4 separate regions of the Homo sapiens genome follow, and regions 2, 3 and 4 are each linked to region 1. The links are chromatin contacts, found by Hi-C or POLR2A ChIA-PET in ENCODE. All regions are on one chromosome and are shown on one strand. Each heading gives the region's core, a stretch centred on a gene start or an enhancer-like site at or near the end of the contact. The rest is flanking DNA. Distances are from core to core; before and after follow the strand shown.

Region 1 (3,437 bases), core at 311-2,810:
TCCTAAAATAGTAAAAAGACAACCACAATTCAAGGAATTTCTACAAATCCCCTATGGAAAAGCAAATTACACCACCGATAGCAGCAGTTTTCAACATTTTTTTTCCCACAGCTCTATATAGGCACATACATGAAACTTTCTCATGGATATTCTTGGATTTTTATGAAATCCAACAATAAATGGTGCAGAGAGGTATATCATTATAATAGTCCCTAAACCTGACAGCGATTTAAATTTCTCATTAGCCATGGGTAGGCTTCTTTAACACTACTTTTTTCTGTCCCATTCAAAAAAGTACAATACATCAAAACTGAGAATGACGTTTTACAGGAGTTAAGTAGAGCCTACTCTTTCAGTCATCTGCAAACAAGTATCTGTTATCAGTCTCTAAAAACAAATTACTGTGACGCTTTAGAGCCTAATATCTGCATACTAATGTATCTCAATTGATAACCCTGATCTGAAGTCTTGCAATAGATAAAAAATAAAATTCTGATTAACTTTTTCTGAACCTGGGTTATAAGATGTACAACAGAGTCCCAAAATGTTACGGTGCCTTTTCTTCACACACTGAAATTCGTTAGTATATTCTGATCCTATTCTGAAGGGATTAACAACTTAATCATGCCCCAAGGCATTTCATGGGTAACTAGGTGATTTATAAACCCCCTTCATACTCCAAGAAATAACAGACTACTTACAAAAAAATTTTACTCACACTAACTTCATTAAGACCTCAAACACTCAAAAGTTCCAGAAAAAAAGTACTTTGAATTCAAATTTGTATTTTATACACAACGTATGTAGCTCCTGCATTAACTTAGAAGCAATAACAGCTTACATTTAAAACGTATCGTCAAGAGGCTGTAATACAAATTTCCCATCTATAGAGTTTTTTCTAAAAGCTCGAATATTATGTATTCCAGCCAAGAAATCAAGAGAGTTCTGTTGGGAACTCGGACAAAAATTTCACACAATTTTCAGTGGAAGTGTAACAACACGCAAAATTAACAAGTCTCTGTTGCATCGTTGCCAGGAAGACCCCAGATACAAAGCTTCTTCTCCACCTCTGCTGAACCCCAGGAGTTCAAAAATTCTAGACTAAGCAGTCCAGCGGAGAACACAGCAGCCTCTCGGGGAGAGGGAGGTGCAAACGTCTCAGCCGGTTGGGCGGGAAGGGGGGCTGGGGAACAGGCAGGGGTTTCGGGGCACTTACAGGTCCGTCAACACCATAAGCTCCGAGTAGGCCCGGTGCAGCAGAAATTCAATGAGGGTGCTCAGCCGGTAGCCCGGGCTAGCCGCAGCTGCAGCGGCCGCCGCCACGGCGGCTCCCGGGGGAGGAGGGGCTGGGGCTGACGGGGGTCCGCCGCTGCCCCCGCCGCCGCCTCCGGGCGGGACCAGCTGGTGGTTCTCCAGCTGCACTGGGGCCATGGCGGCGCAGGACCGGGCTTGGCGCAACGGCACACGATGCGGTCCTCGAGCCTCCCGGGCGCTCGGTCACCGCGCCGAAACGGGAGCGGGCAGAGTCGCCACCGCCTACCGCCGGGCCGCCTCAGAACAGGAAGCCGTGCGCCGACCGCGGAAGCCCGCCCCCATGTAGCGAGAAGTCCGCCGACCCCAGGGACAGGAGCGAGGGGCGGGGGGAGGCGGGGATGGGGGGGAAGCAGGGCGGCCCCGCAGAGGGGAAGCTGCGCCTCCGCAAACGCTCAGAAGCAGCTTCGCCAGACAGCCGCAACGTACATGTTGACTGCCCGAGGCGGAAGTCGATCGGCAGAGCGGAAGGGGGACCTGCAGAGGACCTTCCGACAGGTCTGTGTCTGTTCTCTCAGCTGTCTAGCACCGCAGCGCTGGGGGGCGCGTGGGAGTGAGGCGGTACCTGTGAGCGCGCGGGAGAGCGGAAAAGGGAGCCGCGCGCCGCCGGAAACCAGGGTGAGGGCTGAGCCGGAGTCGTCACCGGGAACGTCAGCAGTTGCCCCGCCCTTACCCTCGCCGCTCTCCCTCCCGCCTCCGCCCCCTGGCGTTGTAAAGGCGACAATTTGCCCAGAGAAATCCACCATCGCTTCCTAAGTGGGGCACAAACACAGCCAGGGGAGGCCTCCTCTAAATGTTCGTGAATTCTGGTTCTGGAATCGCGAAGAAATGGGAGCGGCCGCGCGCTTGTGATTCTCAGGCCTTTGCTCCTCCCATACACGTCCACGGCGCGTTACGTGGGAGAACGTTTTCGCCCCTTTTTTTTTTTTTCCAAACTGTGGGAAAAGGTGCTAGAAAATATGATTGCGGGTAGAGACAGGGCCGCTGGCAGAGTAACTCAATTTTAATAGAGTCGGGTGTATGCTGAGGTCGTCACCATCCCCCAAATCCTGTCAGTCCCACACAAAAACGGCCCTTAAATCCCCTGCCACGGGCTCTCATATAGTTTTTGTCCTTGCTCTTGCAGTCACCGCTCTATTCTGAAGGGCTTTTCAGTTCATCCATGCCTACCGACACTCCCGTCCCCCCCATCAAAGTCCACGTTTAATTTTTTGTACCTGCTTTAAAACAGCGATTCTCAACCTTGGCTGCACTTTGCAATTATCTGAGGAGCTGTTTTTTAAAAAAATACTTAGATATATGGGTTCCACCCCTGTAGATTCAGATTTAATTGGTCTGGCTTGAGGTCTGGGCTTGGGGAATTTTTGAACTTTCCTAAGGTGATTCTAACATGCCCTAACGTAGAGATTCACTATTAGAAGCATTCGTTGCTGCGACCCCTTTCAAACATCTTTTTGCAGTTTCATCTCCTCTTGGTGTAAGAGATGTTCATGATGTTCCCTAAGGTTAGAATATTCTTACTGTCATCACTTGGGTAATTCTTTATCATTGTTGAAAGCGGTTCATCTGCTTCTGAAGGTGTAAGCTCACTTGTTCCCTCCCTTGGTGGTCCTAAAGCACATTGAAACAGAATATCATTGTGCTAGTTATTAAAATGCATTGGGATTATTTATACCCCTTACAGATACAGTTGCTGGAAGGCAGCTACCTTATTTTTAAATATTATTTTTATTTTTAATTGATAGTATATACTTATGGCATACAATGTGATGTTTTGAAACATGTAACCATTGTGGAATGAGCAAATCAGGCTATTAACATCTATCAAATGATATACATACTTACTTCTTTTGGTGAGAACATTTAAAATCCACTTTTAGCAACTTTGGAAGATACAAAAGGTTATTGCTAATTGTAGTCACATTGCTGTGCAATAGATCACCAGAACTTATTCCGCCTATCTAACTGAAACTTTGTACCCTTTGACTAATATTTCCCCTTTCTCCACCCACTGTCCTACCCGGCCTCTGGTGGTAACCACCATTCTACTCTTTACTTTTTTTTTTTTTTTTTTTTTTTGAGACAGAGTCTCGCTCTGTCGCCCAGGCTGGAATGCAGTGACGCGA
Region 2 (3,437 bases), core at 445-2,944, 880 kb before region 1:
AGGTGATGAAAGGAAGGAAGAAGGCTACTGAGCTGAAGAGAACAAAAATATTTCCCCAACCCCATCCCGCTGGACAGTGAAGCATCTTCAGGGCCCCTAGCCTGGGTGCCGGACAAAAGACTTGGAGGTACTGGAATATTGGGTCTGTGCCCCAGCCCTATCCGTGCCCAGTGTTGGGCACCCCCAGAGGCTAAGCTTGGCCAAAAGCTCCTCAGGCTTCCTCATCCCACTTGTTCATGGGATGGTTCCACCCATATGAAGAGTAAGGCCTGGGTGGTGCCTCTCCTCCTGACTCCAGCCTCCTTCCCCGGCCCCAGTCCCATCCATACAGGGGTGCTGGCCTGGCCCCCTCTGGTGGGAGGACAGATAAGCAAAGGGGTGGTGGGGACACTCTAGATGCTTCACCCACATCCCCTCGGGCTCCTTCCCCCACCCCATATAGCTTCCCCTCTCCTAATTCCCACAGCCTGTGCCTGGGACTCTTTGCAGGCCCGCCCGGGGCACATCCCCCTCAGAGCCAGAAGTACCCAGGAGTTTCAATCCCCACACTCACGGTAGCTCCTAGCTGGTGCAAGGGAGCATGCAGGTACAGTGCTCTTGCCTGGAGTCAGGACAGGCTCTGAGTTGACACTTGCCCTCCAGAGCTCCTCCTTTGGGAGGTCATGAGGTCATGAGGATGGAGCCCTCATGAAGGGGGTCAGTGCCCTTATAAAAAGCGACCCCAGAGAGCTCTCTCTCCCTGTCTCTGCCATGTGAGGGCACAAGGAAAAGTTGGCAATCTACAGCCCAGAAGAGGGCCCTCCCCCAAACCCGACCGTGCTGGTACCCTGATCTCGGCCTCTCAGCCTCCAGAACCATGAGAAGTACGTGTCTGTGGTTTATCAGCCCCCCCGCGTGTGGTACCGTGTTACAGCAGCCTGGATGGACTAAGACCCTTCTGCAGAGGGACTTTGTCTGAAACTGGCTTCCTCCCCTTCTTGGTCCTGCCCTTCCATACCCTTCCGTGTTTCTTGGGAGCACTTCCTTAATAAATTGCTTCCACACGAATCCGCGTCTCAGAAGCTGCTTCTGAGAAAACCGAAGTGATGGGGCCCCTGGGCTGCACAGTAATAACAGTTGTTACAGACGGCACCTCCTCCAACCCTCAGAACCAGACGGCCACAATGGTATTGACTGCATTGCACAGAGGAGGAAACGGAAACCCAGAGAGCAGAAGGGACTTGCCCAGGATGGTGGAGTTGGTGAGCAGAGCAGCCTACATTAAACCCAGCTCCAAAGCCAGCCCTGGGTCTTTGATGCCCCACAGAAAATACATGGGAGGAGCCCTGCAGCTCCTGAAAGGAGCTAACATCTCCCAAGCCCCACTTCCAGGGGCAATCTGGGGCCAGCCAGGTACTTAGATGGACAGATGACCAAGGAGAGACCACTCAAGCCCTCAGTTTGAGAATGCATTCCTCTGCGTTCACAGGCTTACCTGGAGCCAGTTCCCCAAAGCCCCACTGGACTTTTTAAGCCCCCAGAGGCCTTCAGACAGGAACCCACTGAGTCTTCAAACCCCCAATCTCCATGGGGTTAAAACAATCCCCAAAAGGCAGGACTTACTAGGAGTCGTTCAGAAACTGGCAAAAGCACCCTCTGAATAAATGTTCAGGGTTCCATCCGGAGACGCCCACGGTGACTGATGAGTCATCAGATAGCCAGCTGTCGCCACAGAGTGCTATATATAGAAGCTGGAGGGGTGCCTGGTACCTAAAGAAAGGGGAGGAGCACACACCTAGTAGGTGGGGTCTCAGCTGGGAGGCAGGCCTAGAGCACCTGGAAACTGCACCCTCAGCTCCCTCTGCCCCCCCAGCAAAACAGAATCTGGGTCAGCAATTCCCCGGCACAGAATGCCGCGTGAACTGGAAGCAAGCAGCAACAGGGCCGGACGTGGGCCATGCCAGTGCATTCATGATGATTACTGCTAATGATGGTAATGGGAGAATAATGGCTCAGTGAACTTCCCGCACATCACCTCGTCGTCTTCCCATCAGACATACACACTGAGGACGCGCTTGTATTGCTGCCATTTAGACAGCCGAAACAGAACTTCCAGACCTCAGGCTTGGTAGGCTGGGCCTGTGCTGTCCAGGACAGGGGCCACTAGCCACATGTTTCTACTGAACACTTGAAATGTGGCCCGGCCAAATTGAGATCCTCTGTCAGCATAGAATGCACACCAGACTTTGAAGATTTAGTTTCAAGAAAAGAATGTCAAATACCTTGTCAATAATTTTTTCCTGGTTTCATATTGAAATGATAATATTTTAGATACATCGGGTTGATCAAAATATATGATTAAGTCAATTTCACCTGTTCCTTTTTACCTTTTTAATGTGGCTTCTCGAACATTAAAATTATTAATACATATGTGGCTCACATTTGTGGCTTGCATTATATTTCTATTGGACAGTGCCGGGTTGCAGGCTGGAGGCCAGAACCTTCAGGAAATCCTGGCTATGCCCTCTCCTGACAAATAAAGCCTGCTTCCTGGTTCAAGGCTGAGAGAGGCCAGGGCTGCTCTCCAGACAATGCCAGTGGCCAGCTGCAGCTCCATGTACCGATCACAGAAGGTCCAGGTGACGCACAAAAGCCCCTGAGGGTCTGTGAACCCCAAACTTGTCCCTTATATCTTCTGAAAATGCACAGCTTTCCGGGGGAAAGATGATGAATTCTCCCTGGCCCTGTCTTCTGCCTTCCCCACTTAACCCCCAAGAGAGCTCCATGCTGTGTGATTGCATAATGAGGCCATGGAATAAGGCCACTTCACAAATGAAGCAGCTCTTTCCCTCACATATGCAAACAGCAGAGAGAGGCAAAGGAAAGTAGGGAGATGAGAAACAGAATGAGAAATGCAGACGAGACAGGCAATTCACACCAAGAGAGAGAAACTGTATCCCAGAGACAGACACACAATGTCACACACACTCTGCTCACTGACACCTGGGGGGAGGGGGAGAAGGGTGTGTGTGTGCACGTGTGTGGCGTGTTCATGTGCATGCATGCATGTGTGTGGAGCTAGAGAGCACTAGAGGCCGGGCACGGTGGCTCATGCCTGTAATCCCAGCACTTTGGGAGGCCGAGGTGGGCGGATCACCTGAGGTCAGGAGTTTGAGACCAGCCTGCCCAGCATGGTGAAACCCTGTCTCTACTAAAAATATGAAAATTAGCCAGGTATAGTGGCGTGTGCCTGTAATCCCAGCTACTCGGGAGGCTAAGGCAGGAGAATCGCTTGAACCCGTGAGGCAGAGGTTGCGGTGAACCGAGGTCACGCCACTGCACTCCAGCCTGGGCGACACAGTGAGACTCTTTCTCAAAAAAAAAAAAAAAAAAAACAAAAAAACAAGAGAGCACTAGAGAAAGGTTCTAGAACGAGGCAAATCGAACAGAACAGGGAA
Region 3 (3,437 bases), core at 337-2,836, 710 kb after region 1:
TAAGGCTTGGGGTGATGGCTACAGGGACACCTCCGACACTGGTGGTCACAATGAGAGGGCTGCCCACTGCTCTCATCTAATAAGCCAGGCGAGTCCAACACTGGGGATAGAGATGTCATTTGAGAGGCCTCCCCCACCCACATCCCTACCCCATCCCTAGTATTCTCTTCTTTCCAGCAGGTTAGACAAGTTCAGCCACATTTTGGCTTTCAAGGCTCAAATGGAAGAAAACAAAAATTCCCCAGGGCACGGTGGCCTGAGATGTCTAGATTCACATCCAGAACCCTTTCTGTGGGAAGGGAACTCCTGGCTTCCTTTCATCAGCACTGGCTCACCAAGTCCTGCGTGGCCAGAACTTGGCAGGTTGCCATGGATACCTGGAAGTGCTGTCCCAGCAGACAGCAGAGGCTTGCTGGGGCCAGGAGAATGTGGGGGCACCTGAACTGCTGGCCAGAAAGGCTAGATAAACAGGCCCCCCTGCCACCCTCATTTTGATCAGACCCCCTCCACCAGTCTCCTAAAACAGGGCTTTCCAAACTTTACCGGGCACAGGAATCCCCCTCTCCGCCGACCTAGTTAAAATGCAGATGCTGGCCGGGCGCGGTGGTTCACGCCTGTAATCCCAGCACTCTGGGAGGCCGAGGCGGGTGGATCACAAGGTCAAGAGATCAAGACCATCCTGGTCAACATGGTGAAACCCCGTCTCTACTAAAAATACAAAAAATTAGCTGGGCATGGTGTAGTCCCAGCTACTCAGGAAGCTGAGGCAGGGGAATCGCTTGAACCCAGAAGGTGGAGGTTGCAGTGAGCCAAGATTGTGCCACTGCACTCCAGCCTGGGCGACAGAGTGAGACTCCATCTCAAAAAAAAAAAAAAAAAAAAAAAAGCAGATGCTGATTCAACAGGTCTGGGGCGGGGGGTAGAAGGCGCTGAGATTCTGTTTTCCTAACGAGCTCTCAGGTACTGCTGCTGGTCCACCGGCCACACTGAGTAGCCAGGGCCTAAACTGAGTCCTGGTGGGTTTCAGAAACCTCAGCCAGATTCTGAAGGTCCCATTCCTGGACCCACTGCCTTAGGCCACCACTACCAGCCCTAACCCCAGTGGGAACCTCTTGCCTTCTTGTAGTGGAAGGACTCTCTCCAGTCCGTTTTTGTATCATTCACCATCAACCACTTCAAAGAAAGGAAATCAGCAGCCGGCATTTTGGGGAAACATTTTAAGCTGTCCTGTCCCTTCTCCAGCTCTCCAAGTTATATAATGCGTCCTTGTTGAAAATGCTGATAATGCTGTTTGGGTGGCAGGAAGCCAATTTCAGGCTACATATTGCTTGGGGCTGGGGCTGGGGTCAGGGAACGGGGCAGGGTCTGGGGAAGGTTTAAGGAGAGAAAGGGGCCAGGCAGATGGAGAGAGGACAGGAGGGCCAGGGTGGTCAAGGCCCGGGGATAAAGCCGATTGGTATGTCAGCAAAATCTGTCACTGGCTTTAGTGATTCGAAAGGCAGACACATTCTTTCATCTCTGTTAATCCTCATGTGATACAGAGGATTTTCCTGCCATTAAATCTGGAGAAAGAAAAATAAGCACTCAAACCTGCACAAGTAACTATTCCTCTTCACCCCTTCCTCCCGTCCCCCCACCCCCACCTTTACTTCTCTCTCAAACCATTTTCAGCATCTGTGGCTGCCTGACTTGGGAGATGGATGGGCTGAGGGAGTGGAGGGGGACCTCAGAGGAGCAGGACCAGGGAGACTCCCAGGACGGTAAGCAACATTTGAGGACCATTCACTAACGCTTCTCTGCAGGGGTTTCCTCTCCATCCATTTCCTTGCTGGGTTGTCAGTGATGCCATCTGAGTTGCTGTCAGGGCTGTAGCCTGACAAAGGGTTTCCTAATAGATCCAAACTGTCCATTTGTGGGGAGCTTCTGATTTTCTGTTGTTACTGGTTTCCCTTAGCCCAACACCAGGGTCATTAAGAAGGAAGGAATGTGAGGAAGAAAGAAAGGCAGGGCATTCAGGAAGAAGTGTGGAGGCATGGGAGGGTTCTCATGGGGCCCTCCTGGGCACTGGGTGACCTGTCCTTTCTCCCCTCAGGTAGGGGTCCCACGGCTGGGTGGTCCTAAGCCACTGGGTGGATGAAAGGCCGAGGGATGTTGGTCCTGCTTCTGCATGGTGAGTTCTCCTGCCGGTGGGTGCAAGGGTTGGGAAGAGGGGTGGAAGCCACAGAGCTTCTGCCCAAAGAGTCTTTAAAGTGGCTTCTGGGACAGCGGTATCTGGACACTTCTGATCAGGTTTCACTGACCCTGTGATCGTGGGGGAGGGGATAGAGAAAGCAAGAAAACAGCAGGTGGTGGGGATTTTTGTTTCCTAAAAACAAAACTCCTGAGCCGAATATATGAAATAGTCCTCTTGGTGATTTTCTTATTCTAATTTCAGATATGAATTCATTGGTGTGATAACCAAAAGCTACAGTGCTACAGTGTTTTTTTGTTTTGTTTTGTTTTTGGAGATGGAGTCTCGCTCTGTCACCCAGGCTGGAGTACAGTGGTGCGACCTCGGCACACTGCAAGCTCCGCCTCCCGGGTTCACGCCATTCTCCTGCCTCAGCCTCCCGAGTAGCTGGGAGTACAGGTGCCCGCCACCACGCCTGGCTAATTTTTTGTATTTTTAGTAGAGACGGGGTTTCACCATGTTAGCCAGGATGGTCTCGATCTCCTGACCTCGTGATCTGCCCGCCTCGGCCTCCCAAAGTGCTGGGATTACAGGCGTGAGCCACCGTACGGTGGTTTTTTCTTTTCTTTTCTTTTCTTTTTTTTTTTTTTTGAGACAGAGTCTCACTCTCGCCCAAGCTGGGGAGCAGTGGCATGGATCTTGGCTCACTGCAACCTCCGCCTCCCGGGTTCAAGTGATTCTCGTGCCTCAGCCTCCTGAGTAGCTGGAACTATAGGCACCTGCCACCACGCCCAGCTAATTTTTTGTATTGTTAGTAAAGACGGGGTTTCGCCATATTGCCCAGGCTGGTCTTGAACTCCTGACCTCAGGTGATCTGCCTGTCTCGGCCTCCCAAAGTGCTGGGATTGCAGGCATGAACCACCGTGCCCAGCCTACAGTGGTTTCTAATCACATTATTTTAAGCTCATTTAGTTAAAAACAAAAGTCCCTTTAAAAAACCACCTTCCTAAAGGAAAAAGAAAAAATGAAAAATGCCTTGGAATTATAGGATTATGGATATTGAAGTTATTTTTCAAAGTTTCTCGCTCTGTTATGTGCACTTTAATATACCAAGAAGACTCGTTATGAAATATTTTCCCTGGCTCTAGCTGTTCCAATCTGACTGAGATAGCCCAAGGAAAAATCCTTTAAATTCTTCAGTAAATGATTCTACACAAAGAATCTGTTTTTTTCTGACCCTCAAGTGAATTTAATTATTTGAGATATG
Region 4 (3,437 bases), core at 524-3,023, 650 kb after region 1:
GAGATGGAGTCTCGCTCTGTCGCCCAGGCTGGAGTGCAGTGCGCAATCTCAGCTCACTGCAAGCTCCGCCTCATGGGTTCACGCCATTCTTCTGCCTCAGCCTCCTGAGTAGCTGGGACTATAGGTGCCCGCCACCATGCCCGGCTAATTTTTTGTATTTTTAGTAAAGGCGGGGTTTCACCGTGTTAGCCAGGATGGTCTCGATCTCCTGACCTCGTGATCTTCCCGCCTTGGCCTCCCAAAGTGCTGGCATTACAGGCATGAGCCACCTTGCCCAGCCAGTTTTTTTGTATTTTTAGTAGAGATGGGGTTTCACCATGTTGGCCAGGCTGGTCTCAAACTCCTGACATTAGGTGACCCACCCACCTTGGCTCCCCAAAGTGCTGGGATTACAGGCATTAGCCACTGTGCCTGGCCCTGGCTAGTTATTTTTAAACTCCAGTTATTTTCCAGAGCTATCTCCCAACCATCACCATTACGGACAATGCCCTGGAGTCTGAGGGTTGGCAGTGCCAGGTGAGGGATGCTAGTGTCTGTGAGAAACTGCCCTTGGGGAGGGAGTGGCCACCAACCAGCCCAACTGGGTGGGCAGGGCTCCTGGGAGAAACAGGCAGATGCTGCACGGGAATGAGGCCTGTGTGGGCCTCATGCTGAAGCTTCAGGGGCGGCTCGGTGTGAGTGCATTCAGGGTTCGATTCTCACCACCCCCAGTCCCTGCCTGGGCCTGGGTGAGGTTTGAGGGCTGACCCGAGGCAAGCCCAGAGCAAAGACAAGGTGCACATTGGGCTTTCCTGAGGCCTTCTCCCTCCAGTTCCAAGCCCTTTCTCAAACTGACTGTTTCCCCAGGACATGGCCCTGGGGGCGAGGCCAGAATCCCTTGTGGCCTCTTTTCTCTCTCTCTCTCTTTTTTTTTTGAGATGGAGTTTCGCTCTTGTTGCCCAGGCTGGAGTGCAATGGCGTGATCTCGGCTCACCGCATCCTCCGCCTCCCAGGTTCAAGCAATTCTCCTGCCTCAGCCTCCCCAGTAGCTGGGATTACAGGCATTTGCCACCATGCCCGGCTACTTTTGTATTTTTAGTAGAGACAGGGTTTCTCCATGTTGGTCAGGCTGGTCTTGAACTCCCGACCTCAGGTGATCTGCCCGCCCTGGCCTCCCGAAGTGCTGGAATTACAGGCGTGAGCCACCATGCCCGGCCGTTTTTTTTTTTTGAGACGGAGTCTCACTCTGTTGCCCGGGCTGGAGTGTAGTGGCGAGGTCTCGGCTCACTGCAACCTCCACCTCCCAAGTTCAAGCAATTCTGCCTCAGCCTCCCGAGTAGCTGGGATTACAGGCGCCCGCCACTACGCCCAGCTAATTTTTTGTATTTTTAGTAGAGACGGGGTTTCACCATGTTGGCTAGGCTGGTCTCAAACTCCTGACCTTGTGATTCGCCCTCCTCTGCCTCCCAAAGAGCTGGAATTACAGGCTTGAGCCACCAGGCCTGGCCTCGTGGCCTTTTTTCTTTAGGGGCGACCTGGTGGGTTCATCTGGAGCAAGGATGCCCTTCCTCACTTTGCTCAGAGCTCTGGGAAATTTCTGGGCCCTCTTAGGCAGTTCTCTTGATTCTCCCAGTCATGAACAAAGGCCCCCGTCCCCCACTGGGACTGGAACTCTTTGTTCTGGAAAGCTGAGTACTGCAGGGCAGGCCTGGGTCAGAGGCCACTGCCTGGTGTTCCCTCGGGGCAGAGTCCCCTCTAGCCACACTCTCACTGGCTTCTGAAAGAGGAAGGCTGACGAACTGGGTGACTCATCCCATTTCTGGAAAAGAGAGGATCAGGAGTTCAGATGGGCATGTTTATGACTGACGTCTGGATGAGATGACACGATAAACATAAGGGCTTAACAAAATTTAGCAAAGACTTGGGCAGCAGCCCATGAAGAAGTGTTTAGTTTTTCTATTAAAAAAAAAAAAAAGCCGGGCGCCATGGCTCACACCTGTAATCCCAGCACTTTGGGAGGCCGAGGCGGGCGGATCACGAGGTCAGGAGATCGAGACCTTCCTGGCTAACACAGTGAAACCCCGTCTCTACTAAAAATACAAAAATTAGCCGGGTGTGGTGGCGGGCGCCTGTAGTCCCAGCTACTCGGGAGGCTGAGGCAGGAGAACCGCGTGAACCCGGGAGGCTGAGCTTGCGGTGAGCAGAGATCGCGCCACTGCACTCCAGCCTGGGCGACAGAGCGAGACTCCGTCTCAAAAAAAAAAAAAAAAAAAAGCCAGCCGAGCGCAGTGGCTCACACCTGTAATCCCAGCACTTTGGGAGGACGAGGCAGGCGGATCACCTGAAGTCAGGAGTTCAAGACCAGCCTGCTGAACATGGTGAAACCCCGTCTCTACTAAAAATACAAAAATTAGCCGGGCTTGGTAGCGCGCCTATAATCCCAGCTGCTCTGGACGCTGAGGCAGGAGAATCGCTTGAACCCGGGAGGTGGAGGTTGAGGGAGCTGAGCTCATGCCATTGACCTCCAGCCTGGGTGGCAAGAGTGAAACTCTGTCTCAAAAAAAAAAAAAAAAAAAAAAGCCTTAATTCCAAAGCCACAAATGAGCCTACACCATTGGCTCATCTCAGCCTAAGAATCCAATTCCAGGAGGTAGGAGAGGGTGACCTGCGGTGGCCGAGAAGGATGTGACGGCTCTCCGAGGTGAACAACCGTTCATTCTCAATGAATAGTTTCACATGGACCCATGGACCCATTTCAGGGATTTGCTGTTCTTTAAAACACGGCAGAAAAAACCCCAAACAAAAATTCCTATGTACACCAGTCACCCCTTCTCTCTTCTGCTTTTTGGCTAACATCAGGCCAGGGACACATGGTGGCCCTAGCTCAGTCTTTGCTGGGACTTGGTGACAAGCCCAGGGACAAAGAAAACCAGTCTCTACTCTGACCTACCCCAAAGGGTGCCCATTAGGGACGGGGCAAATAAACAAGCTTTGAGATTTTTACATGGAAATCTCAAGGGACCAAGATTTCACTCACTCTGGTAAAACAAAAACAAAAACACCCTCCTTCTGTTCCCCGGAACTGAGCTTCTGAGTAACAACTGTTGGCCTCTACCCACACACACAGCTCAGTCTCTATTTGCAACAAGATCCTGGATGCTGGGCTTTGATATGAATTCTAACCCTTTGATTTCAGCACCTGTCTGTCCCTGCTGTGTTGTAAAAGTGGGGTGGGGGTGGGAAGCTATAACCACTTCTAGACAGGAAGTTATTTAGGCAAAAAAAAAAAAAAAAAAACAAACAAAAAAAACAGATGAAGCATTGCACCAAGTACAAAGGTAGCCACACCTCAGGCTGAAAGGTTCCTTCCAGAGAGATAAGATACCCGACAGCAAAAGTCACACAGCTCCATGAGATCTGGGTGAAATGGAAACTTCCTGTTTATTTTAGTCCCTTCA

Evidence for each region. Hi-C counts contacts between places; a loop is a spot of excess contacts on that map. ChIA-PET counts read pairs that join two places held with the same protein, here RNA polymerase II (POLR2A). Pooled maps may share reads with other maps.
Region 2: a loop to region 1 is called in a pooled map, with 7 times the contacts of the local background. The contact joins the enhancer-like site here to the promoter of MED14 in region 1. A Hi-C loop is called at or near these places in 2 of 37 single-sample maps with no recorded cell type and 7 of 50 pooled maps.
Region 3: a pooled map shows a loop between it and region 1 (8-fold over the local background). The contact joins the promoter of NYX here to the promoter of MED14 in region 1. A Hi-C loop is called at or near these places in 3 of 37 single-sample maps with no recorded cell type and 8 of 50 pooled maps.
Region 4: a loop to region 1 is called in a pooled map, with 4 times the contacts of the local background. The contact joins the enhancer-like site here to the promoter of MED14 in region 1. A Hi-C loop is called at or near these places in 3 of 50 pooled maps. POLR2A ChIA-PET finds 5 or more read pairs at or near these places in 3 of 52 experiments (BJ, CD8-positive, alpha-beta memory T cell and WTC11).

What each region holds. Positions count from the first base shown.
Region 1 is chrX:40,733,982-40,737,418 of GRCh38, forward strand. MED14 (mediator complex subunit 14) reads right to left here and starts at 1,561. Exons shown (of 31, transcript NM_004229.4): 1 at 1,217-1,561. The coding sequence starts at 1,431. MED14OS (MED14 opposite strand) reads left to right here and starts at 1,709. Exons shown (of 2, transcript NR_169211.1): 1 at 1,709-1,809. RefSeq lists enhancers at 931-1,852, 1,853-2,773 and silencers at 1,169-1,548, 1,809-1,898.
Region 2 is chrX:39,854,162-39,857,598 of GRCh38, forward strand. No RefSeq gene overlaps it. Among named protein-coding and RNA genes, the nearest start is that of MIR1587, 18 kb to the left of the region's middle. RefSeq lists enhancers at 1,197-1,316, 1,587-1,666. Within about 2 kb of position 1,695, at least 10 of the 41 ENCODE cell types and tissues checked have a DNase peak (open chromatin) inside an H3K27ac peak, as active enhancers do.
Region 3 is chrX:41,445,757-41,449,193 of GRCh38, forward strand. NYX (nyctalopin) reads left to right here and starts at 1,587. Exons shown (of 3, transcript NM_001378477.3): 1 at 1,587-1,760; 2 at 2,093-2,170. The coding sequence starts at 2,149.
Region 4 is chrX:41,380,143-41,383,579 of GRCh38, forward strand. No RefSeq gene overlaps it. Among named protein-coding and RNA genes, the nearest start is that of DDX3X, 48 kb to the left of the region's middle. RefSeq lists an enhancer at 1,594-1,888. Within about 2 kb of position 1,774, at least 7 of the 41 ENCODE cell types and tissues checked have a DNase peak (open chromatin) inside an H3K27ac peak, as active enhancers do.